Regions from separate parts of the Homo sapiens genome. Here regions 2, 3, 4, 5 and 6 are each linked to region 1. The links are chromatin contacts, found by Hi-C or POLR2A ChIA-PET in ENCODE. All regions are on one chromosome and are shown on one strand. The core of a region is the stretch at or near the end of the contact, and the rest is flanking DNA. Distances in the headings are between cores, read along the strand shown.

Region 1 (4,868 bases), core at 681-3,180:
CCACTGCAGTTATATCTGCATTTGGGGGAACCCCAAGCCCAGTAACACTATGGCTCTTATAGACTCGTAGAGGTACTGCCTTGGTGGTCTTGGATAAGATCCAGAAGAATTTGCTGGACAACCAGGCAGAAATTCTTGTTCTCTTCCCTTATTTTCTCCCAAACAAATGGAGTCTCTCTCTCTCTGTGCTGAGCTGCTTGCAGCTGGATGAGGGTTGACACAAGCACCCCTGTAGCCCCCACCACTGGGCCTGTGCTAGGTCAGACCTGAAGCACAGATTACTGTGTCTCGCCCAAGGCGCACAGTAACCACTGCCTGGCTACCACCTTTGTTTGCTCAAGTCCCCCTAGGGCTCAGCAATCAGCAGGTAGCAAAACCCGCCAGGCTTATGTATTTCCGTTCAGTGCAGCAAGTTCTGCCTGGCCCGAGCAGGTCCAGATATGCCATCCAGGAGCCAGGGCCTAGAGTCAGAAACCTTAGGAATCAACCTGGTGCTGTGTTCTACTGTGGTTGAGCTGACACCCAAACCACAAGACAAAGTCCTTACCACTCTTCCCTCCCCTTTCTATAGTCATAGGAGTCTCTTCCTGTGGCCACCACCACCCCAGGCCTATGGTGAGTACTGCCTGGCTACTGTCAGTGTTCACTCAAGGCCCAAGGGCTCTTCATTCAGTTTGTGGTGTATGCTGCCTGGCCTGGGCCTTCCATTCAGGACAGTGGCTTCCCTGTGGCCCAGTTCAGGTGCAGAAATACCATCCAAGAGCCAAGGCCTGGAATCAGGGACCTCAAGAACCCTCTTGTTGCTCTGCCCTACTGTGGTCAAGCTGATACCTAAGCTGCAAAACAAAGTTCCCGTACTCTTCCCTCCCCTTTTCTCAAGCAGAAGGAGTCTCTCCCCGTAGCCACCACAGCTGGGAATGGGCTGTATCCCATCTGAAGCCATCATGTCTCTGAGTCTCACTCAAGGCCCTTGGCGAGTGCTTCCTGGCTACCACTGCTAACTCGTGAGGGCCCAAGGAGTCTTTTGTCAGCAGATGACAAATCCTTCCAGGACTGGGTCTTTCCCTTTAAGGTAGCCCATTCCCTTTTTGCCCAGGATATGTCTAAAAATACCATCCAGGAGCTAGGGCCTGGAATGGGAGCCTCAGGATTCTGCCCAGTTATTCCGTCCTACTATGGCTGAGCTGGTTTCCAAGTTGCAAGACAAAGTCCTCTTTTTTTCTCCTTCTTCTTCTTCTTTTTGAAACAGGGTATTGCTTTTTCACCCAGGCTAGAGCGCAGTGGCATGATCATAGCTCACTGCAGCCTTGATCTTTGAGACTCAATTGATCCTGCCTCCTCAGCCTCCTGAGTAGGTGGGACTACAAGTGTGTGCCACCACACCCAGCTAATTTTTGTATTTTTTGCTAGAGACGGGCTTTCACCATGTTGCCCAGGCTGGTCTTGAACTTCTGGGCCCAAGCAATCCGCTTGCCTCAGCCTCCCAAAGCACTGGGATTATAGGTATGAGCCACTGTGCCTGGCACAGAGTCCTCTTTAGTCTTCCCTCCCCTCTCCTCAAGCATAGGGACGGAGTCTGTACCAGAGTTGTGAGCTGCCTGGGGTTGAGAGAGGGGTGGTGCAAACACTCCCTTGGCTGCCCTGGCTGGTCTCATAGGTCACATTCTTCCCAAGTTCACTGGCTCCGAGCCCAGCACAACACCAGGACTTGCCCAGGAATTGCAGTTCTTGTGGCTTAAACCTCCTTTCAAGTTTATTTAGGTCCCCAGAACACTTTAACCTGCAACTCAGGTTCCGAGTGCTAGGATGGGCGATTCCCCGCTTTCTAAGGTTGGTATAAATGCTCTCTCTGTGGGGGCCAGCTGAATTGTGTCCTGTTGCTTTCCACTGTAACAGGCTAGCACTGATTTCCAAGGCAAAGTCTCACTGCCACTGTGCTTCCTGTCTCCCAAGTGCATAGACTCTCTGTCTGCACCACAGGGTGGCTGCCAGGGTAGGAGGGAGGGGTGGCATCAGCATTTCAAGACTGTCTTTCCTGTCTCTTCAGTGCCTTTTTCAGTGATACGAAGTTAAAATCAGGTACTGTGGTGATTCACACAACTTTCGGTTCTTATTAAGGTACTTTTTTATGTGGATAGTTGTTCAATTTGGTGTTCCTGTATGGAGGACATCTGTGAAGGCTTCTATTTGGCTATCTTGCTCTGCATCAGTTTTTGCGTTTTTCAAATAGGGATAATACTTATTGACAGTGTTGTTGAGAGGATTAAATAAGATCATGTACATGAAAGTATTTTGTAACCTATGAAGTTATTGGGTTTTTTTCTTTTTAGAGATGAAGGTCTCACTCTGTTGCCCGGGCTGAAGCGCAGTGTTGTAAGCTCACTGCAGTCTGGAACTCTGGAGCTTAAGCAGTCCTCGCACCTCAACCTCCTGAGTAGCTAGGACTACAGGTGCACGCCACCATTGCCAGCTAATAGTTTCTTATTTTTTGTAGAAACTGGGTCTTGCCTTGTTACCCAGGCTGATCTCAGATTCCTGGCTTCAAGTGAACCTCCTGCCTTGCCCTCCCAAAGTGCTGGGATTACAAGCATGAACCACCATCCTTGGTCTGGATATTGTTAAAATTAATGTAAAGAAGAAGTTTTCTCTGTAGGACATGAATTTATTAAATATCTAATGAGTGTACTTATGTAAAAGTAGCATGTTACATGATAAGGATAAAGCAGTGAGCAGATAGACGAGCACCTCGCTCATGAAGTTAATACTCTGCTTCTGCACTGTTCAATACAATAGCTTCTAGCCACCATGTTGGACAGTAAAAACACAGAATATTTCTATCACTTCAGGAAATTCCCTTGTAAAGCTTTGCATAGGAGAAGCACACATTAAACAGTTAGTTCAGTAAGTATTTTTAATTCTCTTATGATGAGTGCTTTGAAGAAATAGTCAAATCAGAGAAAGTAATGTTTGTGCTAAGAGCTGAGGGATAAATAGTAATGTTCTAGGTAATGTGGGAGTGGAGGAAGCATTTCAGAAGGAAAAGATGAAGAACATTGCAGAAAGACCTGAGACAGGAAGAAGAGAGAGCTTGAGATCCAGAAAGAACTCATGCATACATCCTGTGTGGTGAAATTAGTCCTGTCTGGAAGGAATGACTGTAATAAGAGGAACAGAGAAGAAGATGAGTGAAATGCAGATAAGCTTGTAGATTTTATGGCCGAAAGTGAAAATTTTCTTGTTCCAATAACTTCTGTTTTCTCTTTGAAATGTAGGATCATCTTATGAAAGCAAAAGAGAGAAAGGAAAGGGTGGACTTTTGAAGAGAGTGGGGAATGTATGAAGCAAACCTTTGTGGATAGTGGGAGAATGAACACCCTAGGGAGATTTAATAAGATCTTGAATCAGTAGTCCTACCAGTATTTTGCATGGTCTGACTCCCCCCACACCCCCACCCCTGCCAGGTTCAGAAATGGAAAAGTCTGCCAGTTGTTTTCATTAATCCAGCTAAAGAAATTAATGCATGCAAGACATTGAGAATGGTGCCTAGCCCATAGTAAGAGCTAAACAAACATTATTACCACGGCTGGGGTTTGTCTAAGAAGAGTAAAAAACAGAACAACAGAGAGGAAATGTAGGACATTTGCAAGAAAATGATTATAATGATGTACTGTGGAATCTACCACAGATAAAAATTTAAGGCAACGGGGATGATATATAGGGGAAAAGTGGGGAGATCTGGTGAGCATCTATTAGTGGATTCTCAAGTAAATAAGTGGAAAGCAGAGGAGGGTTGCTCCAAGAGTGAGGTACCAGGTAGGGGCCACAAAGAAGTAATGCACACAGTGATCTGAATGAAGACTCTTACAGTCTAGGTATAATGTGGTATTTCTTGGTGAAAACTAAATAAATGTTCTGTCGTCTAAGTAAATGATATGAGCAGTAGCAGACTATCCCCAAACTGCCTGTAAACAAACATTTGGAAGTTCAACATTCTGAGAGTTTATAAAGCTAATAATATTCGAAGATTTAAATCAAAATATAAAAACCTGCTCAGGTTCTTATACTCATTTTCTCTGCTCTCATCCTCTGGCCTTCTCCCCCTTCCTAATTCTGTTCTAATTTAAGAATCATACAGAAACTAAAGGCATCAATTGCTCTAGCTAATCCTGTAGATTGATAATACTATCCTCTAGTTCTGTTTTGTGCCATGAAGAATGAATTGGTGGTCATGAATATAAAATAACACTAGCTTTATTGGTTGTCTGGTTTTTTCTCCCCTCAGATGCTCTGTGAAGCATTTTCAAATCCAATACTGAAAGTAACTTGTGTTTCAAAGTGTTTTGGGAAATGAAGATTATAGTCTGTTTCATTAATGTCATTCTTTCCTTTCATTTGGTATTAAAGGCTTCAGCGATTAGCCAAAGATCTTCTAAAACAAGTACAAGTTCAAGACAGTGGCTCATGGGCAAACAATAAAGTGTCTGCTTTGGATCGGACCCTAGGAGAGATCACTAGAATACTGGAAAAAGAGGTGTGTAACTAATATCTGGCTTTTGAACCTTAATCTTTGTGATCCTTTCTCACTATGACAGTACATAGAGCTATAAGGCAGACTCAGTATATACCTTTCTTCTGTGTTTTTTAAAGCTAGTCAATAATAGATGAATTTTTTTTTTTACTTTTGTTCTTTTCAGTTGTTTAATTGAAGCTATTTTCAGGTTTTTTTTTAATTGAAGTCCTCTTTAGGTCATGGTTTCCTCAGTCATGTTTTCCTCACACAAATAAACTGAAATTATTTTGTCAGGAATCACAATAATAAAGATGTATGACTTTATGGCAGAAAATAGAAAACTTTGAATTATAAAGCC
Region 2 (4,868 bases), core at 904-3,403, 490 kb before region 1:
AAAAAAAGTGAGTGGGAAGCAAAAGAGTCAAGGGCAGAAGTCCAGCCCCTTGCTACAAAGAGGGGCCCAGCTGCACCCCCACCACCTGGAGTCTGCATCCTCAGGTGATCTGTGCGCAAGGCAAAGTCTGAGAAGCACTGGATGAGATGACTCTTTTAGGAACTTTGGCTAAGAGAAGAAAGAAAAAGTAAAACATGGTGTTTAAGTGAGAGGCTTTTCTTTTTAGGATAGGAGAGGCATGACCATGCTTGTAAACTCAGAACTGTGGTTTGCAGCCCCAACAGCATATTCGAATCACCTGGTGTGTTTTTGAAAAACACCTGATTCCCTGAGGCTCGCCCCCAGAGAATCTGATGGAGTTTGTCTGTGTGGCCCAGATGATTGTAATGTGGGGGGGGGGGGGGTCTGAGACCCACTCAAGGAGAAGGCACAAGAAGGACTTGATGAGACCTTCACAGGGAAATGAGAAGGGACACGATGAGGATGAAGAAATGCAAAGGGGATGTTTTGGAAAAGGAGGAAAAGCACTCAGAGCAAAGCAGACAGAGAAATTTACAGAGGGCAGAGGCGTCAAGAAGATAGATGTTCAAAGGGAATCATGTTTGAGAGCCCATCATTTTTCTTTCTTTAACTAGGACCTCCATGGTATGGCAAGAATGGCACTTGAAACACTTAGATGGTGTTACTGGTCTGCTCAAAGGCTTCTGCCTGGCGTAGTAGGCTGTTGGTGATCCGGCCTCGCTCACCTCCAGCACACTAGGCTCTCTGTGTTCCCCTTCCTACAGCACAGTGATCATGTTCCGGTCTCTGGGCCTTTGTCCTTGCTGCTCTCATCTTTGGGCTGTTCCCCTCACCTCCCTTGGGTCCCCTCCAATGTTCTCTCCTCAGAGAGGACTCCTCTCATCACTCTATTCCTTTCCTCTGAATTGTTTCCTAACACTACCTCATGTCATATACCCACTTGCCCGTTTGTTTATGGTCTGCCTCCTCTGCCCGAACGAATGTAAGCCATGGAAGGAAGGATACGTCTTGCTCACAGTGGAATATCCACCACCGACAACAGTGAGGCCCAGAGGGGACACGCGGCAAGTTTGATGAGTGAATAAATGGCTGTTGCTGCTGCTTGGTGTAAATGCACAGGATGCTGAGATTAACAGGTACTTCTGAGAGTGCCTGGGAAAGGTGATGAGTGGGGGAGATTGCATGAGAGCGAGCTGATAAAGACCAGTAAATGGAAATCCTTACGGGCGCGGTCAAGGAGGGAGTGCAGGATTATAATGGCAGGAAAGACAGCAAACAGAGGCAGTTTATTGTGTGACTGATGATGTGTTTTTTGCACTAGACCACTTACTATGTGTGGCTCTGGGCGAACTTCTTAACCTTTCTAAGCCTCAATTACCCGATCAGTAAAATGAGGCTGATAACCATAGTGCCTTCCATCCAGGGTTGTGGTGGGGGTTAAATGAACTAATGGAGCCTGGCACCGGGTGAGCACCCAATAATTAATTGCTATGACGGATTCAAGATTGGGGGAAGAATGTGAAATGTTGCAATGCAAAGAGATGTTTCTGTAATCGTTGCGAATCTTGGTCCAAAACTTACTACCCTGGAATAGAACTTGTTCCCAACCACTCACCCACACAAACATGTCTCTGCCTTGCTAACGCCATCACCAGCCTTTTCTCCTCTCTGACTCTTCTGAGGTCTAGCCCAGCGCCTGGTACAATAAGTTTCTCCATAAGTATTTGTTGTTTTTCTTTGCACTTCTCACCAACAGTGCTGCCAAGATTTTAACCTGGTCAGGAGAATCTGGTCAGGCAGAGATTAGTGTCTCCAACCTTCCTAGGGGAGAATGGGCTAGGTAGAAAGATAGCACTCAGAGGGCTCTGAATCATCTATAAGGGTGGCATAGTCATAGGAGGAGAGTGGGTTTGGTCCACCAGAACCTCCCTAGGGAGCCATCTGCGTCCAAGGGCGGCCAGAGGCCAAGAAAAGGCGCTGAGGCCTTGGCTCCTTTAAGAGGCGTGGCCTCACTGCAGCCTCCGCAGAGGCGATTGGCTGAAGCTACCGGCCGCGTGGGGCGGGACTCGGTTGCCAGGGAGCGGCGCGGGAGCCCTGAGGGGACTGCGGCGGCTGCGCGGAGGAGCGAGGCACTTGCTGGGGTCGGGGCTGCGCGACGGCGCAGGGGCTGCGGGGAGCGCCGCGCAGGCCGTGCAGTTCCTAGCGAGGAGGCGCCGCCGCCATTGCCGCTCTCTCGGTGAGCGCAGCCCCGCTCTCCGGGCCGGGCCTTCGCGGGCCACCGGCGCCATGGGCCAGTGCGGCATCACCTCCTCCAAGACCGTGCTGGTCTTTCTCAACCTCATCTTCTGGGTGAGCGGGGCCGGGCAGAGCGAGGGGCCGGCGGCGGGGCCGGGCGAGGCCGCGGCGGAGGCGCCCGTGGGGGCCGGGCTTGGGCCTGGGCGGGCGCGCGGGGGCCGCGCGCGGGCCCTCAGGCGGCTGAGGCGAGGGGAGGGCCGGGTGTGAGGCCGCTTCGCGAGGTCCCTGCCGGACCAAGCCGGGAGCCTGGGCGCGGAGGACAGCGAGGGGAGGCCTTCAGGGACTCCACGGCCTCCAGCCGGCGCCTCCGCGCTCGGCCCACGCGGGCTGGCTCCGTGCCAGGCGCCCCAGTCTCCCCCCCCCGGAGTCGCCGGCTGGACGGAGAGCGCTTATTGCAGACTGTAGCAGGACGTCGGGCTCGAAATAGGATCTTCGCCAGAGGCTCAGGTTCCGCGCTCTTTGTCGGGGCCTCGCAGACGAGTGGCCGTCCCGAGGCGGGCAGATCCGCGGGGACGCTGCGGAGCCGGGGCGGGGGTTCCACTTAACGCCCTTTGTGTGTGGAGAACCGGCTGACTGTCACCAGCCCAGAAAATGAAGGGTTTCAACTCGAGGAGCCAAATAATCCATTGACCAAGAACATCGGTCTATTTGTTTTGGTCATGGGGGTGACCAAACTGTGAGATTATAACTCTTGGTTAAATATATGATGGAGATGTCACAAGATTTTGAAAGTGATGAGTTCACTTTCAATAAAAGGTGGCTTATGAATTTTTAAGGGGTACACCCTCTTTGAAAGGAATGTTTATGTCATCTTAGTTTGGGTCCTTATCTCATCAGGGACTTTTATAGTAACCTAAGTTGTTCCTATCCGTCTCTCCACCCTCCAGCCCATCTGGACTTTGCACCCGGATAAATCTTTTAAAACGTTTCCTCTATCACATCACTTGATCTGAAAATAAGGAAAACAGAAGCTTCAGCGGTAGAATAAGGTTCAACTCCTTCCCCTGGTCTTGGAGCAGAAGTCCTCAGTCTGGTCCCAAATCACCTTGCCTCTCTGAACTTGTCATTTCCTTAAACACTTGAGTGCCCTGGACAGATTGCTCTGTCCACAGTCGCCAGAGCACTCCTTGAACATTCCGGTTAACCATACTGTGCCTCTTCCTCCTCCCCATTCAGCTCCTCCCTCCCACGCATACGCACACCTGTTCTGGAAAGAATCCTTTCCTCCTCCCCCGACCCCCCAACAAGGGATAAAACTTCATATCCTGACAGCTGTCTCATAAAAGGATGGTTATATGTTAAAAAGCACTTGCTACACACTTGTATTGCCAGAGTCCTTCGGGGCGTTTGTGTGTGAAGAGTCCTAACTGGGAGGTAGTAGCTGTTGGCAAACACCCAGGCGACATTGGCATTTCCGTGATTTCTTCTTTTCCAATTAGAGCAGTGTTTCTTATACTTTAATTTGAGTTACAGGCTTATTTATTTATTTTATTTTATTTTTTCAGTTTCTTGAGTTTATTGTGAAGAATGAAATGCACATATAGAACCAGTTCCATTAGCAAAAGTCGTATCAGTCTTCTCTTTGTAGATGTGGCATGATTTGTGAATCTGACCATTATAAGGGCATCTTTTGCTAATTTAATACGTATCTATATACCTACTGCTACTTATGCATCCATAACATTTTTTATTCCATAAAGAGAAATGTATTCTACAATGATTAAGTCATTAATTCTCATAGCATCTCGTTATAAACCAGGAGTCAGCAATCTCTGGCCCAAGAGCACAAAACGGTTAGCTACCTGTTTTTCTACAACCTGAGAGCCCAGAATAATATTTACATTTCTAAATGACTGGAAAACAAATGAAAAGAAGAATACTATTTCTTGGCATGTAGAAATTATATGACGTTCTCCTACCATTCGACCCAGCAATCCCACTACTGGGTACATACCCAAAGGAATATAAATCATTCTGTTATAAAGACACTTGCACGCATATATTCACTGCAGCACCGTTCACAATAGCAAAAACATGGAACCAACCCAAATGGCCATCAGTGGTAGACTGGACAAAGAAAATGCGGCACATATACACCATGGAACACCACGCAGCCACAAAAAAGAATGAGATCATGTCCTTTACAGGGACATGGATGGAGCAGGAAGCCATCATCCTCAACAAACTGATGCAGGAACAGAAAACCAAGCACCGTGTGTTCTCACTTATTTTTTATTTATCTTTTTTAAGAGTTACAGGCTTTTTTAAAAGGAAAAATAATTTTCAGGGGTCCCCAAATGAGAAACACGTTGTCAGCTAGTAAGCTACCTAAGAGGTAAAGATGTGGCTTTGTACTCTTTACAGTTCCTTGTGAATTTATGGCCATAACTATTTGATTTTGAAGAATATTAGGTGAATTCTAGGTTATTCAAGCTCAGGGACTGGAATTGTTCATGTAACAAAATATTGGAAATACAGTAACCATTTTCTTTAAATTAGATTTTTATTTACTCTAAAATATCAGTTCTAAGTGACTCCTCTGAATCTTTGGA
Region 3 (4,868 bases), core at 1,614-4,113, 410 kb before region 1:
CACTGATTGCTCACTGCCTGGACAGCTACATAATTTGCGAGTCCAGTGCAAAATAAAAATGTGAGACCTCTTACTCAAAAAGCAGGGACAAAATTGCCGTTAAAGGTACTAATCTATAAAACTTGTTTCTTTACTGCAGTCTCTCTCTCAACCTGGAATGGTGTTTTTGATTTGTTATTTAACGTTACACTCCCTTGGGCATGGGAATATCTGTGGGACAACTTGCCCCGCCCCACCCTCTGACTTGACTCAGTTCTGTGTGAAATTCACCAGTTGCTGGACTTCTCCTCCTGTCAGCCACCACGCTGATCTGCATTCTGCGTTCCCCAGCGGAGGTTGGGGAAGTCAAGCCAGGCATTGCCATTTCCCATGGACCTGCCTCACCAACCCACAGCGGACAGGCAGTCCCCAGGGGTGTTGCAAAATCCAGGCCAGGATGCACTAGGAACCAGGGTCAGAAGTGAGTGAGAGGCTCAGCCCCCTGAGTCGCCTGTTGAATTTGCCATGGTGTTGCCAGCCTGGGGCAGGGGCCACATTGCCATGGCCAATCCTCAGATGCTACCAGGTGTGCCCTTGACCCGGACTGTCCCCATGCCTGCACTCAGGTCTCTGCTGGGGGCAGAGTGTGGCAGTGGTTGCTAGGCAGAAGTGGAGAAGACTGAGAACAAGTCCAGGGGAGGCAGTTGGAAGCAGGACCACAGGAGCCAAGGCTCCAAGTCCTTGATGTATGCTTCATTGTCCCACCAGACTGTACTTAAGAAAAGCAAATTCAAAAATAATGTGATTAAGAATTCCAAGACAGCAATCTCAGAGCATTAGACCCCAAGTACAATTTGCTTACACGAGTTGTACATCTATGAAACCAACCCTGCTCACTCCTGTCTGCTCTCTACACAGCAGAGTGACATTTTCAGATCCACATTTGGTCATATCAACGTCCCACTGTCACCTTGCCATGATTTTCCATTACTCTCAGGACAATGGCCATTGCCCTTACATGGCCTACAGACCCTGCATAATTTGGTCCCAGCCTACTCTTCAAAACTTCAACTCCCATTATGCCTCTCTCAATTTCTGATACTGCTTCCTGGACCATCTTTCAATTCCTCCATTCTGCCTCATTCTCTTCTTTCCCGGGTCCTTCACACATGATCACCCCTCTGCCTGGAAGCTTCTTCCCGTTCCATCCTAGACCCTGCCTTGGCCCAGCTAACTACTCCTTATCCCTTGGCCCTCTTATCAAATGTCACCTCTTCAGGAAAGCCTTTCCTGACCAATAAATGGATGGACAAATGGACAAAATGCAGGCAAGATGGAAAGCAAATAAACATCTTTTTTCTTTTTTCCTTTTTTTTTTTTTTTTTTTTTGGGACAGTGTCTCGCTCTGTCGCCCAGGCTGGAGTGCAGTGACACAGTCTTGGCTCACTGCAGACTCTGCCTCCCAGGTTCAAGCAGTTCTCCCAGCCTCAGCCTCCCAAGTAGCTGGGATTACAGGCATGCACCATCATGCTTGGCTAATTTTTATATTTTTAGTAGAGACAGGGTTTCACAGTGTTGGCCAGGCTGGTCTCAAACTCCTGACCTCAGGTGATCTGCCTGCCTTGGCCTCCCAAACTGCTGGGATTATAGGTGTGAGCCACTGCACCTGGCCGAATAAACACCATTTTGAAGGAAGTTCAGCCAAGTTCTCAGGGGCTGGAAGAGAAGACGTTGTTGGGGGAATAGCTCTCAGAGGTGAGGCTGACACCAAGCTGGAGGGCGGGACTGCACTCTGAGGGTCCTAAGATTCTAATTTGTTATCCAGGAAGAATCTAAAGCGAGAGCTTCCAGCCTTCTGAAGAGGGGCAGGGGCTGGAAAGAAGAGGGAGAGAAGGAGGGTCTGAAAGCTCTTTGGTGACATTCGAAGAGCCAGGAGGCCCTTGCCATGAATTTCATTTGGAGATGGCATTGCCACTGGTCCAAGGGGTAGGGCAAGTGACGCACGCTTCTCCCTTCTGCAGGGGAGCATCTGTCCTGCAGGAGTAATTCTCAACCTGCCATCAGCTTATGGCCAGAAGGGCATTCATGAGTCGGCCATTTAGACCTCGGTGGATGCACTGTCATGACGCTGCCCATGGCTGTAGGGTTGTGCACCCATCCCATGGCTGAAGTGGGATGTTCCAGCACCTGGCCATGATGGTTCACTATTGCTGGGGGAAATACCTGTAGGGTCCCTCCAGGTGGCCAGAGGCACATGCCTACTGTACTGGGGCAACCACTGTCCACCCCACTTACCCTGTCCCAGATTGGAACAAGCTCCACTGCAGCACACCCACCAGCACTGACTGAGCCTTCCTGTCTGGGAACATGCAAATGAACAAGCTCAGCCCCTGCCAGTCTGGTGAGGGAGGCAGCCTAGGAAGGGAAAATGTGCTGTGCGCAGACAACAGAGAAAGGCTGTTGAGGAGCCTGGCCTGGGAAGTCCTCCCAAAGGAGGGGAGCTGGGTCTTGATTAATGGGAAAGAGCTCACCCGTGAGGCAGGAAGGGAGTTCCAGAATAACGCTAATAGTCTACTAGGGCTGTGCTGCATCAGGCTCTGCTGTAAGCACTTCCCATGCCTTATGTATCACTTAATCTTCCCAACAACAGTGTGAGGCATTACGGCCACATTCAACAGATAAGGAACCTGAGGCTTAGACAGGTCAGTTAACTTTTCGGAGTCCCATCGCTAAAAAGGGTCTTTCCTCCCCAGAGTGTGGGGCTGGCAGTGAGGGGCCAGGGCCTGGGGCAGAAACAGGATGAGGAAGAAGGGAAAAGCAAGTCCCCACTGAGGAGGAAGTGCAGAGCCCATGCGGGGTGGGGGTGTGGCGCTCAGATGGAGGCTCCTCTCCTCTGACTCCAGGAAATATCCTTGCCCCAGAGTCCTCCACTGGGGCTGAGGGTGTGGCCTTTGGCCTTCAGGATGTGATACAGTTTGTTTTTCAGTTTGCCCCCAGGGACAGCAGTTGCAAAAACTAAGGCCTCTTCCCACTCACACAGCTCGCCTGAGTTGACGAGGAGCTTTCAGGTTTACTAATTTGCAGCCACAAGAGTGTGACTCTGAGTTTCCAAGCATTATCAGTCGTCAGAAGCCGAGTGCCGGTCAGGATTCTTGAAAGACAGCAAAGAGGTGCAAAGTGGCCCTTCGGGAGGTGGCCCAGGAACTGGTGGGCATGGGGAAGGGGCCTCAGTGAGTCCCAGGAATCCACTGCCACCCGATCACTGGTCAGAGGACGGAGGACTGCAGTGATGGAAGAGCCTGCAGGGACTATCTGGAGGTGCTCAAACAGCACAAAGTGTGCCTACCAGAAGTGGGACTTTGTTAAAAAAAAAAAAAAAAAAAAAAGCAAAAGGCCAAGTCCCAACCTTGGCCTACTGACTGGGTGGGGCCAGGGAGTATAGATTTTAGGTTTCGTAAGTGAGTCAGTCATACACCTTGGAGGAGAACTCCTGCTATTGCCTTACTTTCTCATTTTACAAATGGGAAACTGAGGCCCAATAAGTGGGGTAGCAGGGCCCAGAGGGGGACCAGTAGAATGATCTCACTGACAGGGAAGGAAAGGCATAACCATCTCCCACCCCCCAACCCCTTTTCTAGCCTGTTTTGTTTTGTTTCCATTATGGCAGCTGTCTCTCAAAACAGCTTCAAAAATGTGTTTCTAGCATCCTCTCCCCCCTTGGGTTGGTTTTAATTCAGGTGGAAAATGACTTGTTCACAGTAAAGCAAAGCTTGATTTCAGCCCAGCTGGTGTTTAATTTTCCCTGAAAACCTAGGATTCAGAGGCAGGAGACCCCAACTTCAGTCTTGGCTGGGCCGGAAAATCAATAGGCAGAGACATGTGGTGGGCCCGTGTGCAGGCAAAGGGAGCAGCATGTGCTGAGGCTCGGAGTAGGGAAGCCCCAGCCTGTGCAAGGAGTGGAACTTGGGGTGGGGGGGGCGGGGGTAGATGATCCCTGGAGTCAGAGTTGGAAGAGGTCCAGCCTCACCTCACTGAGACTCAGTTACCTCACCTGGAAAACAGAAATGATGAGCCTACATATTTAAGCAGGTTACTTGTTTAAAGCTTAAACAAGATTCTGGCCAGCCGCAAGGGCTCACGCTTGTAATCCCAGCACTTTGGGAGGCTGAGGTGGGCGGATCGGTTGAGCTCAGGAGTTCAAGACCAGCCTGGGCGACAAAGCAAGATCCTGTCTCTACAAAAAAAATTAGCTGGGCATGATGGCATGTGCCTGTAGTCCCAGCTACCTGTGAAGCAGAGGTGACAAGATCACTTGGGCCTAGGAGGTTGTGGCTGCAGTGAGATGTGTATAATTGCACCACTGTACTCTAGCCTGGGTGACAGAGTGAGACCTTATCTCAAAAAAAAAAAAAAAAAAAAAGAAAGAAGGAAGGAAGGAAAGAAAGAAAGAAAGATAGATAGATACATGCCTACATCAGTGTTTGATAACATGAAAAGGCACCTAGTCCAGGTTCACCCACAGTAGACTCACAACCAGGGTGAGTCTCTGACTCTGTGAGTCTGAGACTCTCAACAGTAGACTCACAGTAGACCTGACAGTGTTGCTGCTGACAGCCCTGTCTGCTCAGCTGGAAAAGCCTCATTCCCAGGACTTCAAATTGTAGAACCAAGCTGAGGAGCGGCTGGAAGCCAGAGTAGCAAAGAGACTTCCCAGCCCCATGAAAGCCCACATCCTCAGGGTGCAGGCACTCGCTCTCTAGCTGCCTCCCAAGCCCCGCCCTAGTAGTACCTCCTCAGGTCATCTAGAAGAGGCAGGCTTTCTCATGCTTCTTTTTTTTTTTTGTAAATTTTTATTTTGGTATAATTTTAAATTCAGAGAAAAGAGTACA
Region 4 (4,868 bases), core at 1,266-3,765, 390 kb after region 1:
CCACCTCTACAAAAATAAAAACATTAATTGGGTGAGATGGTGTACACCTATGATCCCAGCTACTCAGGAGGCTGAGGTGGGAGGATCACTTGAGCCCAGGAGTCTGAGGTGGCAGTGAACTATTATGATACCACTGCACTCCAGGAGTGAGACCCTGTCTCCAAAAAAAAAGCAACCATTCGTTTCCCAAAAGCTGTTTGCAGTGTTGCAGTGCCTTACAGCCCTCAGAGCTTTCTCACACCCATCGGTTCCTCGTAAGTCCTGTGAGGCAGACAGAGCTGGAGTTAAGAGTCCATTTTACAGAAGGGAACACTGAAGCCTCCAGTCATGGAGCTGAGGAGTGGCAGAGGCTGGAGCTCAGGCCTCTTGCCTCCCCAGCTGCTCAGCCTGCCCGGCTGCGTCCTCACTGCCCTGCAGGGGACACGGCATGCCAAGGCAGAGTGGCTCCTGGATGAAGCTGGGGTTTTGGGTCCCACAGCCCGAGTTCCCAGCCCAGTACCACCATTTCCTGGCTTGGGTGGCCCCGTGCAATTCCCGAAACCTCTGAGCCTCGCAGCAGCCCTGTGAGGAAGCCTCAGTACTGCTCCTACTTGACAGCTGGCAAAACTAAGGCCCCAAGAGAGTCCCATCACATAACTGGCTGACAGAAGAGTTGGGATTTGAATCTCGAAATAACTCCCTTCCATACAGGACCCTACCCTGGGCTATCGCTCGTGTTCCCATCTCCACCAACATCACCGTCTCGTGAATTCTCACCGTCTGCAAGGCTCAAGCTCTGGGCTACTGTGGCCCCGGGCCTGGACTTGTTTGGGCCCCAGTAGGTGGTAGTCCAGTAGGAAGCCCCAGACCTCTGTCTGGAAGCCTGGCTCTGCCACTTATTAGCGATGCGCCTTTGGACGGCTTTCCTGGGTCTCGGTTTCTTCAGCCATACAACAGAAAAGTCACACCTCCTCCTCCGGCTACCGCGAGGACAGGGAAGACACCACACACAACGCACGCCAGTGGCCACAGGCATGAAATGGGGACGAGTCATTTCTAGTTTGGGTCGGTGGCTGGACTACATGCTCTCTCCTGGGCTCTGACAGGCAGTACCGAGGCTACTGATCTGAGCGTGTCCCCCAATCACGAGTGAAGGAGGGGCACACACCTGAAAGGAACCCCATCCACTCTGCGCACAGTCCCGGGGCGCGAGAGGGAGGCGAGGGGGATCCCCGGCCGTGACACTCTGGGGCCGGGTGGAGACCCGGGCTTACCTTGCGAGGGCTGCAGCTCCTCCACGACGCTCTCGGCCGCCGTCTCCTCGTCCCACGTGCCGGCCTCCAACACTTTGAAGCGGCTGCGCGGCTGGCTGAGCACGTGCGGGGCCTGGAGCGCCGCTTCGCGCTCGGCAGCCAGGTCCAGGTCCTGCTGCGCCAGGTGCGCGCGCAGCTGCCGGATCTCAAACTGCGGAGGGAGACGGGCAAGGCTGAATCAGCGGCGAGGGGCCGGCGGGGGCCTCCAGCCTGACCTCTGGGCGCTTTGCTCCTGCATGGGGGCGGGGTGGGGAGGACTGGGCTGAGCCTCCCGCAGCTGGATGATTCCTTAGGAATCTCCCAGCATCGCGGTTCGCAAGAGCTTCTTACGGTTGCGGAGCCTTTTCCAACCTGTGCGATCCTGCGTCTCAGGTGCCTTGCAGTCTGGCCCCCATCTCACGGATGCCCGGGAGAGGAAACACAACGTGTTTCCTTTGTGGAAAGGCCACTGGACGGGGAGTCAGGAGCCCTGGGTGCAAATTCAGTTCTAGCTCTTCGCCCAGATGTGTGACCCCAAGGGGTGCTCGACAACATGAAAGCCTCTTTCAGAACAGGAAACCTCAGGACACCCAGGGCCCCCGTCCCAGCCTGGGGGACCCCATCCTGGCGTCACTGCCCGCTGGTCTGAACACTGGCTCGTTTTCTCCACGAGGAGGCACCCAGGACCAGACCGATTCAGTCCAAGCCGTGTGGCTTCCTGGCCCTGTGGCCTTGAGCAAGTCCCGTCACCTCTCCAGCCTAAGTTTCCTTTTCTGTAAAATGGGGTTTTCACCTCTTTGAGGACTTGGGTTGCTTCCTCTTAAGGGCTTTCTCCCAGATGGCGTGGCAGCCTATTTGAATTTCCTGCATTGCACTTATCACCTTCTGATATTATTGTGTATTTAATGTTTTGTTGATTTTACTTTTACGAAGGTAAAGCACACTCACAGCTGAAAGCATTCATGAACAATAGGGTGGCCAGGCAGCAACCTGGCCTTGTAAAAGCTGCACACATTTTAATTTTGTTTTACTTTCTGTTGGGGAAAGCTTCTTGGAAAGGCTTCCAGATACCTCTTGGGTTTGTGGGTGAGATGGCTGTTCACGCGCCAAGGCCTTCATGGGACATCTGGGCCAACGAGGAGTTTAGGTCTGACACTGCAGGTCCCGGCCGCGGGCTCGCGGGAAGGAGAGCCTTCACCGCCACCTAGTGTTCCCCGCACGCCTCGCACCGCTTCTAAACGGAGCGAGTCGGGAGGGCGGACAGAGAAATACCACGCCCGGGCGCCCTGCCTAAGAGGTCACCTACTTACCAATGCCGCGCAAATGCACCTCGCCAGCCCTGACCCCTCAAACTGGGGTGTCAGACTCTCATCGCCAATGCCTCCACGACAGTATCACTTTCACAGGAGTTGCAAAATCAATCTGGTCAAAGCAGGACTCCTCACTGTCTCTCCAAACCTGTTCCTCAAGTGTTTTTATCTCATTTTAGCTGGAGCCAAAAATGCAATCACCTTCCTTGCTTCCTCCCTTTCCCCCACCCCAACATCCCATCCATCCCCCAAGTCCAGCAGCTGTCCCGCCTCCCTCCACCTCCACTGCCAGCTCTGGCCCCTACAGCCGTGGCTTCTGTGTCCCTCTGCCATCACTCCAACAGGACTCAGGGGGACTCTCCCACACCCAGGTCAGATCATGACACTCCTGTCCATAAACCTCGATGGTTCGCCACCCCACCTGGGAGACAGCCCGAGCTCCTTAGCTTTGGCTTACAAAGCACGTGCACCATCTGGCCCTGCCCACCTGACCAACTTGTCTCATCCTCTCTCCCGTGACCTGACCCCAAGACGCAATCCTTCTTCTGGTTCTGTAAAGATACCAAGCATGCGCTGGTCTCAGGGCCGCGTTCTCAGCTGCTTCCTCTGTCCCAGATCACACGGTGGCCCCCCTCAGAGGGGCCTTCCCTGACCCACCACCTAGGGCAGCCCCCCAGGCACTCAGTTGCATCAGCCTATCTGAATTCTCTGCATTGAACTTATCACCTTCTGATATTATTGTGTATTTATTTTAATATTTTGTTGATTTTACTTTTATGAACGTAAAACACATACAACTAAAAGCATTCACCAACAACAGGGTGGCCAGGCAGCAACCTGGCACTGGACAGCCTCCCAATGTCAGTGTCTATAGGTTCGGTCTCTGGGACTGCAGGTTTTCAGCTTCCTGCCTGAGGCTATAATTTTGGTTGCCTCTGTGCTGGGAGTAGGGCAGGGGAATAGGGCAGAGGGTCCCACTTTTAGGGGGAAAGATTTTCATTTAATCCTCATTTTCAGCCCTCCACCTTTCCCCAGGTCCCTGCCTAACCCAGTGCCCACATGCAGAGCCCCCTGGTTCATTTTCTCCCAAGGACAAACCCCTTGACTCTTGCAGGGTGGGGGAGCTCAGTCTCCTGGCCATGCAGGATTTGGGAGGGTGTCTTGGGATCTCAAATATTATGCATGCAGACCTTTAGCCACCCCCACCCAGTGTCAGCTTCACACTACACCCCCTTCCTCCCAGACTCTCAGGGGTTCCGAGGGGAAAAGTACCCCATTTCCCTCACTGTCCTCCTCTGTGAGCACTTTAGTGACACATGCCCCACTCTGTTCAATCAGTTGCCACTTTCTTGTCTAGTCTTCATTTCCCCGCAATTCACTAAAACCTCTTTCCTCTTTGTCCTGATGGACAAGACTTAAAGAGGCCTTCCTTCCTTCCCTCCTTCTTTCCTTCCTTCCTTCCTTCCTCCCTCCCTCCCCTCCTTCTTTCTCTGCTCCCTCTTTCTTTTTTTGAGACAAGATTGTCACGATGGACAGAGACCTACCCTTCCTTCCTCCCTTCCTCCCTTCCTTACTTCCCTCCTTCCCTTCCTCCCTCTCTCCTTTCTCTTTCTCTGTCTTTTTCTTTCTTTCTTTTCTGAGACAAGGTTTTACTCTGTCTGCCACACTAAAGTGCAGTGGCATGATCATAGCTCACTGCAGCCTTGTACTCATGGGTTCAAGTGATCCTCCCACCTCAGCCTCCTGAGTAACTGGGACGACAGGCACATGCCCGGCTAATTTTTTTATTCTTATATTTTGTAGGGACAAGATATATTTTGTAGGGTCTTGCCATGTTGCCCAGACTGGTCTCAAACTTCTGGACTCAAGCAATCCTCCACCTTCCTCAGCCTCCCAAAGTGCTAGGATTACAGGTGTGAGCCACTGTACTTGTCCAAGAGATAGTTTCTTAATTCTTATGCATTTATGATTTTGTTCTTTACTATCATTCCATTGGGGTTTGGGGAAGGAAATCAGATAAATATTTGTGATCATGCTTGATATGGTTTGGCTGTGTCCCCACCCAAATCTCATCTCGAATTGTAGTTCCCATAATCCCCATTTGTCGTGGGAGGGACCCAGTGGGAGGTGATTGAATCTTGGGGGTGGTTACTCCCATGCTTTCTCATGATAGTGAGTGAATTCTCACAAGATCTGATGGTTTAGTTTTTGTTTGTTCGTTTGTTTTTCAGACAGAGTCTTGCTCCGTCACCCGGGCTGGAGTAAATGGCATCATCTCGGCTCACTG
Region 5 (4,868 bases), core at 841-3,340, 290 kb before region 1:
GAGCTCCCAGGCTGAAGCAATTCTCCTGCCTCTGCCTCTCGAAGTGCTAGGATTGCAGGTGTAAGCCACCACACCTGGCTGTCTTTATCTTTTTCTAAGTAAAAGATGTCATCTGCAAACTAGGCTAATTAGACTTCTTCCTTTCCAATGTGGATGCCTTTTATGTTTTCATAACTGGAAGGGGAACCAACAGATTAGTAGTTTATTTCTTGTTCACTTAATAGTTCAGTGTAGGTATTCAGCATGTGACCTTTCACATTTTGATGGGACTAAATTTTTTTTTTTATCTTATGACTCTATCATTCTTTAGAGAGGTCTGCTAGATCCTATGCATCTGGCCAGTAAGTGGGGAATTGAGGGAGAGAACATAGCTGATGATGCAGGAGACTTAAAAAAAAGCAAACCCAGACCTGGACATAGCTTACCTCATTTTCCCCTATATTCTAGCATGCAGAACTTAGTCACATGGCCATCTGTCTGCAAGAAAGACTGGAAGGTGTTGTCTAGCTTTGTGACAGGAAAGAAAGCAAGTGGTTTTGATGCATATTGTAGTCTCTGTCATGGAGGCTGATACAGTATTAGTAATTTAGGTTTGAGATGATGATAGCTTGGACTAGGGTGATGGTAGTGGATTTACATTCTCCAGTTGTGTTTAGGAGATAGACTCGGTAAGACTTGATATATCATTTAGTGTATAGGCTAGTGAGCTATAACAGAGACTCCAGAACAGAGTAGCTCATACAAGAGAGAAGTTGTTTCCCCCTTATAATAGTTTAGCCATCCTTAGTTCATCTATGGTTTTACCTTTAGATGGTGTGAAATATTGGTAAAAACTGATAAAGTTATCGTAAATTACTGAACAGGATTCCAGCTTATCATTCTGTAATATTAGGAAAATTGTACTAGTTACATGGTTTCTCAGGTAAGCTGCATGACTAGTAATCTTGTCTTCATGCTACCCAAAGTATTAAGGGCGTTAGTAGTGGGAATTTAAGAGAAAGGTTCTTTTCTGAATTATTCAGAAAGCTGAAAAACATTGGAAAAAAGATACAAGAATTTCATTTTATGGGCAGATAGTGGTATGAATGGATTTTGAAGAACTTGTATAAAGTAGAAAGTTTTATGGAGACAGATACATAGACATTTAGTAAACAGTACTTGTAACCTTTTCAAGATTATGGGGAAAGTTGTTGAAATTATTTAGATATTTTAAACCTAAGAGAAAGAAGTTTCTTTGGGAGCAAGTCTCAGAAGTACCTAGCCTCTTTGGTAACTATTGTAAACACTTTCTTAGATTATGTACTGTAAGATTTGAACATAAAAACTTTCACTGAAGGCTGATCTTTATACTTTTAGTTGAAACATTAAGTATTTGAACAGGCCTCTGTAAAATCTCCATACAGCACTAGGTGGCACACTGTGACTTTGGATGAAAATACACATATTTTGTTGAAGACTCCTGTGAGAAAAGAACCTAGGTTAAAAAAAAATACTGTTTGAAATAGACATCTATTTTATGAAGTATCTCAGAACCATGTATTGCATTTCAAACCCTGATACTGATATTAAAATGCTTAAAACTATTTTATTTACATTACTACTGACATTTTTATAAGAACTGGACTACTAAAAATCATTAGAATTTATGGGTTTTTACTAAAAGGAATCCATTCAGCATGTATTACAAAAAGCATCTGTGCTTTAAAATGAAAAATGATTTTCAATCAGATCTTGTAGTAAGATGAGTAGTTATAATGTTTTTGCTTATCAAGTATTGGAATTAAGAATAAAATCAAAGTCTTGAGCTAGTGGTTTTTCTTTGAATGTGTGTCTGTGTATATGTACTAAATACAAAAGAGCTAACTTGGTAAAATTTATAGTGGAGCTGAAATGTTTATGGAAGTAAAGAATGTTAGATTTGAAGTTTTCTGGTCTAGTGTTACAACATTGCTATTTTGTGATTATCCATTTTAGTTCTTGGAAACTCATTATTTTGTGAAGACTCTTGACTTAGAATGTAATGTATGGCATAGTGAATTTTCTGACCTGATATACACACACACACGCACACACACACACACACTCAGTGTCTCTCTCTGTCTCACAGGATGTTCTGTGATTGTGTAAGGGAATTATCTGAAGTAGAGCTGAAAAGTAGGCCATCTATTTATACTTGTTCATTTGGCCTGGAAGCAATAGTGATACCCTTGGTTAGAACAATGCTAAATGATAGATGCCAGTGTAAGTTAGATAGAACTGACCAATACTTAATGGGAGATGTGCTTAAGCTAAAGGACGAAGTTTTCTGGTGTTACATTGATTGGAAAGTATGAGAATGAGTAGAGAAGTGACTTTTGCAAATCTACAGGACACTGAATGGGGTTTGGACAGTGATCATAGACAAATGAGTTTCAGTGAAAGACCTTAATGAGTCAGGTAAGTAGATGACACATGGATATTCAGGGTAAGGTCAGAGGAATGAAGGAATATGGGTACGGATGTTTACATTAAAGACGTAAAAAGTGACAAGTTCTGGAGAGGAAAATTTGGGTTAGACTCTCATCACAGAGAATTAGAGTAGAAGAATATAGTCTTTGTTTTTCTGGTAGTTGGATATTAGTTGGCGAGTTGATTCATTTTTGTACCGAAACCTGTTTCCTGTCACTCACAGATTTAGCACCTATTGTCATTCCCTCTTTCTTACCATAACACAATTTGTCTCTGTACTGGATCATCCCCATCAGTATGAAAGTATGATATACTATCACTCATCTTAAAAATCCATTCTGTTTATTTATTTCTTTGTTCTCCTTTATGACGAAACTCAAAGTATCTTAATACTCAGTATCCCCATTTTTCTCATCATTCTGTTTTGAACCGTTTTCAGTCAGGATTTTGACCCTACTATACCACTAAATAGGCAATAAGTTACCAATTTATTAGAGTTTATTATAAATTATTACTTTTATCACTTCCTGGACAATGCAAGGCTGTCAGTCTTATGGCTGTTGCTTTAAAGGTAATGAGTTGATTTTTCCCTCTCCTCTGTACTCAAGATTTTTCTCTTTGTTTCAGTTTATCATCAGTTTTTCTGTGATATGCTTAAGTGTGGTTTTCTTCGTATTTATCCTCTTTGGGGTTTGCAGAGCTTCTGGGAGAATTGGGCTTATATCTTTTTCTCAACTTTATTTTATACTGTCAAAGAGATTAATGGGATAGTTGGTGAAATGTAAATGCTGTAATTTAAATAATAATTCTGTATCAGTGATAATCTCCTGATTTTGTTAGTTATAGTATAGTGATATAGGATAGTATCCTTACATATATAAAATACATAGTGAAGTATTTACTGCCAAGGAGTATAACTGCAGATTGTTCTCAAATGCTTCAGGAAAAAAATGTGTGAGGGTATGTTTGATATTCTTTGTGTGAATTTATAACTTTTTAGTAATTTGAATTTATTTCAAAATGACAAGTAATATGTGTCTGTTTATCTCACAGTTGGCTTCTTACCATACAGCCACATTGTTTGTTTACATACTGACTATGGCTGCTTCACATAAAATGGCAAAATTGAGTAGTTGTTACAGAGGTCTTATGGCCTGCAAAGCCTAAAATAAAAAAAAAAAAATTATTATCTGGCCCTTTGTAGAAAATCTTTGCTGACCCTTGCTCTAGAGTGTACTATAGTGACTTTTTTTTCTTTCCCTGAAGTGATGCTACTCATTAATTTCCTTCATTTGAAAATAATGTATTGCTTTTTCTTCACATATTCCCCAAAAGAGTAAAAATTAACCAGTGGGTGGGGAGAATCCAAACTGGAAGGCAAATAGTAACATACTCCCAGGTGAAGATGAGAACTAATTACATGATTTTGGCAAACAGTACTTTGGATATTGTAAGGTTAAAGATAAGAACCATACGTAAATGCTGTAATGTAGTTAGTAAATGTGTTTCTCATAGGAGTATGGGTTAGCAACTTTGAAACTACTTTATGTGTATATTAGAATTGAACAGATAAGTAAATAAGTTGTAGATAATGAAAACTGGGGATCTTATGTTGGAGAAAGAAGTTTCAGACAAGCAAAGCGAAAGGCTAAAATGAGCCCCGTGGCTTAGGATTGAAATCAATCAGTATAAACTCACGGTTTTTAATATCTGTATAGAAATAGATCCAGGTGTGTATATTGTGTGTTAGGGTGCATTCATCTAGTTCCTATTATCTCATTCTGTGAGTTGACTGGGTGATTTTTGTGATGTGATGTTGGCTTGGGTACTGGCATGGCAGCAGTTTTCTAGGGGCTCAGCTGGGCTGGAATGTCCAAAATGGCTCACTCACACAGTGGGTAGAGGATGCTGTCCTCTGGGAATTCAGCTAGGGCCTGTCAACCAGAGTGCTGCCCATGTGTGGTCTCTCTACTTGTGGCTTGGGCTTCTCATGGCATGACAGCTGGATTTTAAGAGTGACTGCCCTAAGAGGGAGCATTCTAAGAGACTCAGGTGGAGGCTGCAAAGCTTCTGATGACCTAGTCTCAGAAGTTATGCAGTGTCCCTTCTGCCGCATTTTATTGGTCAGAAAGCAAGTTACAGAGGCATATTCACGGGGAGTGGATTACATGAGGGCATGAACACCAGCAGGTGTGGTTTTCTGGGGCCAAGGGAGGCATCTTTGAAGACTACCTACCATACTTGTTAATTCATATATTATTTTTTACTCTTACATGTTTGCTTCATTTACTTGGATTGTTAGCTCTTTGAGGACAAGCACAATACTTTATATATTTATATTTTTCTTTATATTCTCCTCAGTCTCTTACTTGATGCTTTTGCACATAGTAATTGCCTCGTTAAATGTATTGCGCTTTAGG
Region 6 (4,868 bases), core at 703-3,202, 270 kb after region 1:
AATCCCAGTACTTTGAGAGGCCAAGGTGGGAAGATCACTTGAGGCCAGGAGTTCGAGACCAGCCCTGGGTAACCCTGCCCCTACAAAAAAAAATAGCTGGGCATGGTGGCACATGACTGTAGTCCCAGCTACTTGGGAGGCTGAGGCAGGAAGATTGCTTGATCCCAGGAGTTCGAGACTGCAGTGAGCTGTGATGGCACCACCGCACTCCAGCCTGGGAAACAGAGTGAGACCTTGTCTTAAACAGAACAAAAGAATTGTCACTTGATCTGGGTTTTAAAGAGGGCTGTCAGATGGGGAAGGGAATTTCAGACAGAGGGAAGAGCAAAAGCGCAAGGCCCTTAGAGTGCTTGTTAGTTCAGACAAAGCTCTTGCTTCAGGGAATTTACACTCCAATGCAGTGAGATCAGCAATAAACAAACATGTGCATCCTGTTAGGCAGTGATAAATGCCAAGAAAAAAAATCAAACAAGGTGATAGGGCGTCTGGGAGTGGCATGGGTGCTATTTTAGGTGGAGAGGCTAAGGCCGGCCTTTCTGCAAATGTGTTTTTTGAGCAGAGACCTGAATGAAGTGAGGAAGTACGCCACGCGGGTAACAAGAGAAGGCCATTTCAGGCAGAGGGAAGAGCCAGAGTGCAAAACTCTGAGAGGAGCAGGCTTGTGTGCTCAAGAAGGCCTATGTATCTGGGGAACAGTGAGAGAAGAGGGCAGTGGGAGGAGAGGGAGCCACCATAGGGCTTTGAGCAGAGGTCATGATCAGTCCATCAGTTTGGAGAAGAGGCTTCTGGAAACATGGGCAGAAACAGAAAGACCAGTTAGGAGGCTTTGCAATGATCCAGGCGAGAGAGGACAGGGTCCTGAGTGAAGGTGATACCAGCAGAGGAGCAAAGGGGTGTTGGAGGATATTGCTGGATTCTGGTTATCTTTTGAAGGTAGAGTCAACGGGATTTGTTGATAGACTAGATAACATTGGAAAGGTAGGTTGTTGCTGAATTGGGAATTGAGACAATTTCTGAACATACCACTTCCCTCTTAAAAATTTCGTGTTAAAGTCCAGACTCATTAGCAGTCATTTATTCATTTGCTTATTCATTCAACACATACTGATTGAATGCCTAGTATGGACCAGGCATTGTGCTAGGTGTTGCAGGTAGACACAAAATTTAAAAGTAGGGCATACTGGCCGGGCGCGGTGGCTCACGCCTGTAATCCCAGCACTTTGGGAGTCCGAGGCGGGCGGATCACGAGGTCAGGAGATCGAGACCATCCTGCCTAACACTGTGAAACCCCGTCTCTACTAAAAATACAAAAAAATTAGCTGGGCGTGGTGGCGGGCGCCTGTAGTCCCAGCTACTCGGGAGGCTGAGGCAGAAGAATGGAGTGAACCCGGGAGGCGGAGCTTTCAGTGAGCTGAGCTCGCGCCACTGCACTCCAGCCAGGGTGACAGAGGGAGACTCTCTCTCTCTCAAAAAAAAAAAAAAAAAAAAGGGCATACTTTCTGCCCTTACAGATCTTCAGTCAGATGGGTGACACAGACAAGTACTTAGGTTATTACAACCCATGTGACAATTGCTACCATGGGGAAATACAGGGGGAAATAGGGGCATATAGGAAAGGTATCTAATTGGAATTGGCAAGGCTCCACTCGTACCTTACCCCGAGGTCAGCTCAGTTTTGAAGTTCACTCTAGCAGTGCTGACCATTGCGGGGCTGTGAGACAGTACAGTCTGAGCTCGGTCATCAGCGGGTGGCCAGCTTTGTCTCTGCCGCTCCGCGGCCCGGGCTTACTCGAAGGTCCCCGGGGAATAGCCTCACCTTTGCCCCACTTCCCAGTCTAGCCCCTAACTTCCCGCCGTCTATTGGCTGCGCAGCCGCCCAATGGGCAGGCGGAAACCGCGGGCTCGTGCTCCCGGCCTAGGGCGTCTTATCTCGTTCGCGCGTCTCGCGAGCATTAGGTGACTGGCTGAGGCGGCGCCAGTTGGCCGGGCACGGGGCTGCTGTAAGGCCGAGGTTGCGGCGGAAGCGGAGACCATGTTCCGAGCGGCGGCTCCGGGGCAGCTCCGGCGGGCGGTGAGTCCGGACTGGGAAGGCGAACCCAGGGACGGCCCCCCGTCAACCCGCCGTCCCTATGGGGTCTTGCAAAGATCACTGGCCCCCTCAGATTCGACCAGCCCTCGCGCCCGCAGGCCGGTCCCCGCCTGGGACTTGGGTCCAAAGTTCTGGGGCCTACCCTGGACTCCCTGCGGAACGCCAGTTCGGGGCAGAAGTCAGAGGTTTGGGGTCAGGGTGACCCCGAATGATGTGAATTTGCGCGTCTGCTGCCCCTTCTTCTGGCCCACTCTCTGCCCTGCCGTTTCCCACCTTTGTCGGTCACTCTGGGCACTTTCGGGCCGCCAGGTCCTCCACACTTGCTCCACACCCGAGGGAGCAAAATGTCACCGGGGAATGCCCTGTTGGGGAAAGTTTCAAACCTAGATTCCTCCCGGAGGCCGGCATTTCTGGAAGAATTAAACACTTTGGGCGCATCGTGGCTACTCCGACCCACTCACTGTCAAGGGCGGGGGTGGGGTGGGGTGGGAGGCTGCGTGGCCAGTTATGGAAGCTGGTTCTGCTTTCTGGTTTATGGAGCAGGGCTGAATTTAGGTGATTGTATTTGTAAAACCTGCGATCCGATTTGACAGCTTTAGCCAGTTTTGAAAGGCAGACGTCTTTTTATATGCTTCAGGCTGACCTGCTTTTAACCAGCAGATTGTAGATTAGGTTAACTGGTGACAGTGGTACATTTTCAGTGTTTCATTAGTGACAAACCACATTTCTCTCTTCTGTTGTGAGAAGGACTGATAGGAAACATATTTTCCTTCTCATGCTGTGGGAAAGGAGTATTTGGAGACTGACCAGTCACAAGTCAAGTAACAATAATTTATATTGTGGATTGTGTAGTTTTCCTAGTTTACATTTAGGTGAAATGAGAAACAAGATTGGTAAACTTGGGTCAGAAACTTACCTGATGGTTTGTACCTTTTCTCCTTTTTTTTTTTTTTTTTTTTTTTCTGGGCATGGATATTTTCCCATCCACTCCTGGGATTTTTCTCTCTGAGGCATAGCTGGAGCTCTTTCTAGATGTCTGTAGACATTAGACTTTTGTTTGTTTGTTTGTTTGTTTGTTTAAGAGACAAGGTCTGGCTCTGTTTCCCATGCTGGAGTGGAGTGCAGTGGCACGATATGGGCTCACTGCAACCGTCGCCTCCCAGGTTCAAGCGATTCTCCCACCTCAGCTTCCCGAGAAGCTGGGATCACAGGTGCGCATCATCACGCCTGGCTAATTTTTTTTTTTTTTTTTTTTTTTTTTTTGTAGAGACGGGGTTTCCCCATGTTACCCAGGCTGGTCTCGAACTCTTGTCCTCAAGTGATCCACCTGCCTCGGCCTCCCAAAGTCCTGGAATTACAGGCCTGAGCTACCGCACCTGGCCTTAGACATCTTTTTTCTTGTGCGTATTCCTTGTTTAATAAAAAGTTCTGACCCTCCCCTCCCCTAAAGAGTTCAAACCCATGTCTTTCAGGTTAGTGTCCTGTCTTCCCCTCAGGACATGTTTTCTCCCGGTTGGGGATCTAGACATAAACAAGTGAAAATCATGAATTTGGGGAAATTCCAGGAACCTGAGCCAGAAGAATGCTGCTCTATGCAGCAGTTGGAAAACAGTTTTGTGGACAGATTACAAGTCTGGCCTAAGTGAAATTATAATTGTGGTGGGGGATGGAATTTAGGACTCAGTAATTTTGTAGAGCTAACAGAAAAAAATGGAATGATTAAGTAATTTTTACTATCCACATCGTTGGCTAATGTGTATAGACATTACTTCCAGATATTCATTGTGGTTTGCCAAAGACTTTGACCTTGACTTATTTTTAAAATTTGAAGTCAAGCTAAGTAGAATAGCTGTTTTTTTTGTTTGTTTGTTTGTTTGTTTTGAGACGGAGTCTCGCTCTGTCGCCCAGGCTGGAGTGCAGTGGCGCGATCTCAGCTCACTGCAAGCTCCGCCTCCCGGGTTCACGCCATTCTCCTGCCTCAGCCTCCTGAGTAGCTGGGACTACAGGTACCCGCCACCACGCCCCGCTAATTTTTTTGTATTTTTAGTAGAGACGGGGGTTTCACTGTGTTAGCCGGTATGGTCTCGATCTCCTGACCTCATGATCCGCCCGCCTTGGCCTCCCAAAGTGCTGGGATTACAGGCGTGAGCCACCGCGCCCAGCCTAGAATAGCTGTTTTAAAGTCATTAAGAATGTTGGAGAGATTTGGATTTCTAGCATAAAAGAAATGGTGGCAACACTTCTAAAGTGGACCCATATATTAATAGGGACATATACCTGTATTTAACTTTTTAAATTTTGAAATAGTTGCACTTATAGAAAAGTTGCAAGAATAGTACAAAGAAATCTCAAAACCCTTCCCCTGGTTTTCCCAGCATGTTAGCAGTTTGACACATTTGCTTTATCTTTCCACATATATACATAATACTATCTTTCTGAACCATTTGAAAGTATGTTGCAAATGTGCCCTTTACTCCTAAATAATTGAGTGATATTTTAAAAGAACAAAGAGGTTCACTTTCTAACTACACTGTAATTGGCAATATCTGGAAGTTTCACCATAAAATACTGTTTTCTAATCTATGGATGTTCAATTTTGCCAGTTGTCCCATTAGTACAGTTTATAGCAATTTTCCTTATTCTGGTCTAAGATACTCTAGATGTCCTGCAAGTGGTTTTCATGTCTCTTTACTCTGTTAGAAAGGTTCCTCAGCCTTCCTTTGGGTTTGATGACATTGGTGTATTTGAAGAGTACAGGCCTTCTATTTTCCAGACTGTC

What was found. Hi-C counts contacts between places; a loop is a spot of excess contacts on that map. ChIA-PET counts read pairs that join two places held with the same protein, here RNA polymerase II (POLR2A). Pooled maps may share reads with other maps.
Region 2: a loop to region 1 is called in a map with no recorded cell type, with 4 times the contacts of the local background. The contact joins the promoter of TSPAN3 here to the enhancer-like site in region 1. A Hi-C loop is called at or near these places in 1 of 37 single-sample maps with no recorded cell type and 3 of 50 pooled maps. POLR2A ChIA-PET finds 5 or more read pairs at or near these places in 2 of 52 experiments (IMR-90 and activated T-cell).
Region 3: a map with no recorded cell type shows a loop between it and region 1 (36-fold over the local background). The contact joins two enhancer-like sites. A Hi-C loop is called at or near these places in 1 of 37 single-sample maps with no recorded cell type and 3 of 50 pooled maps. POLR2A ChIA-PET finds 5 or more read pairs at or near these places in 1 of 52 experiments (HEK293).
Region 4: a loop to region 1 is called in a pooled map, with 4 times the contacts of the local background. The contact joins two enhancer-like sites. A Hi-C loop is called at or near these places in 4 of 37 single-sample maps with no recorded cell type and 8 of 50 pooled maps. POLR2A ChIA-PET finds 5 or more read pairs at or near these places in 1 of 52 experiments (activated CD4-positive, alpha-beta T cell).
Region 5: a loop to region 1 is called in a map of Right ventricle myocardium inferior, with 2.5 times the contacts of the local background. The contact joins two enhancer-like sites. A Hi-C loop is called at or near these places in 1 of 168 maps with a recorded cell type or tissue (Right ventricle myocardium inferior), 7 of 37 single-sample maps with no recorded cell type and 12 of 50 pooled maps. POLR2A ChIA-PET finds 5 or more read pairs at or near these places in 1 of 52 experiments (Panc1).
Region 6: a loop to region 1 is called in a map with no recorded cell type, with 14 times the contacts of the local background. The contact joins the promoter of ETFA here to the enhancer-like site in region 1. A Hi-C loop is called at or near these places in 2 of 37 single-sample maps with no recorded cell type and 5 of 50 pooled maps.

What each region holds. Positions count from the first base shown.
Region 1 is chr15:76,573,821-76,578,688 of GRCh38, reverse strand. SCAPER (S-phase cyclin A associated protein in the ER) reads left to right here. Exons shown (of 32, transcript NM_020843.4): 23 at 4,405-4,531. Among named protein-coding and RNA genes, the nearest start is that of MIR3713, 10 kb to the left of the region's middle. RefSeq lists enhancers at 3,005-3,054, 3,065-3,114. Within about 2 kb of position 1,930, at least 7 of the 41 ENCODE cell types and tissues checked have a DNase peak (open chromatin) inside an H3K27ac peak, as active enhancers do.
Region 2 is chr15:77,068,394-77,073,261 of GRCh38, reverse strand. TSPAN3 (tetraspanin 3) reads left to right here and starts at 2,153. Exons shown (of 7, transcript NM_005724.6): 1 at 2,153-2,370. The coding sequence starts at 2,308. RefSeq lists an enhancer at 1,787-1,846 and a silencer at 1,987-2,686.
Region 3 is chr15:76,986,751-76,991,618 of GRCh38, reverse strand. No RefSeq gene overlaps it. Among named protein-coding and RNA genes, the nearest start is that of PSTPIP1, 5.9 kb to the left of the region's middle. RefSeq lists an enhancer at 3,088-3,247. Within about 2 kb of position 2,863, at least 10 of the 41 ENCODE cell types and tissues checked have a DNase peak (open chromatin) inside an H3K27ac peak, as active enhancers do.
Region 4 is chr15:76,188,543-76,193,410 of GRCh38, reverse strand. It overlaps TMEM266 (transmembrane protein 266), which reads right to left. Exons shown (of 11, transcript NM_152335.5): 9 at 1,254-1,443. Among named protein-coding and RNA genes, the nearest start is that of ETFA, 120 kb to the left of the region's middle. RefSeq lists an enhancer at 2,310-2,379 and a silencer at 3,161-3,314. Within about 2 kb of position 2,515, at least 5 of the 41 ENCODE cell types and tissues checked have a DNase peak (open chromatin) inside an H3K27ac peak, as active enhancers do.
Region 5 is chr15:76,863,458-76,868,325 of GRCh38, reverse strand. The region is part of intron 2 of SCAPER (S-phase cyclin A associated protein in the ER); the gene reads left to right. Among named protein-coding and RNA genes, the nearest start is that of SCAPER, 39 kb to the left of the region's middle. Within about 2 kb of position 2,090, at least 2 of the 41 ENCODE cell types and tissues checked have a DNase peak (open chromatin) inside an H3K27ac peak, as active enhancers do.
Region 6 is chr15:76,308,553-76,313,420 of GRCh38, reverse strand. It overlaps ETFA (electron transfer flavoprotein subunit alpha), which reads left to right and starts at 1,952. Exons shown (of 12, transcript NM_000126.4): 1 at 1,952-2,071. The coding sequence starts at 2,033. RefSeq lists enhancers at 1,330-1,379, 1,440-1,489, 1,699-2,199, 2,200-2,700.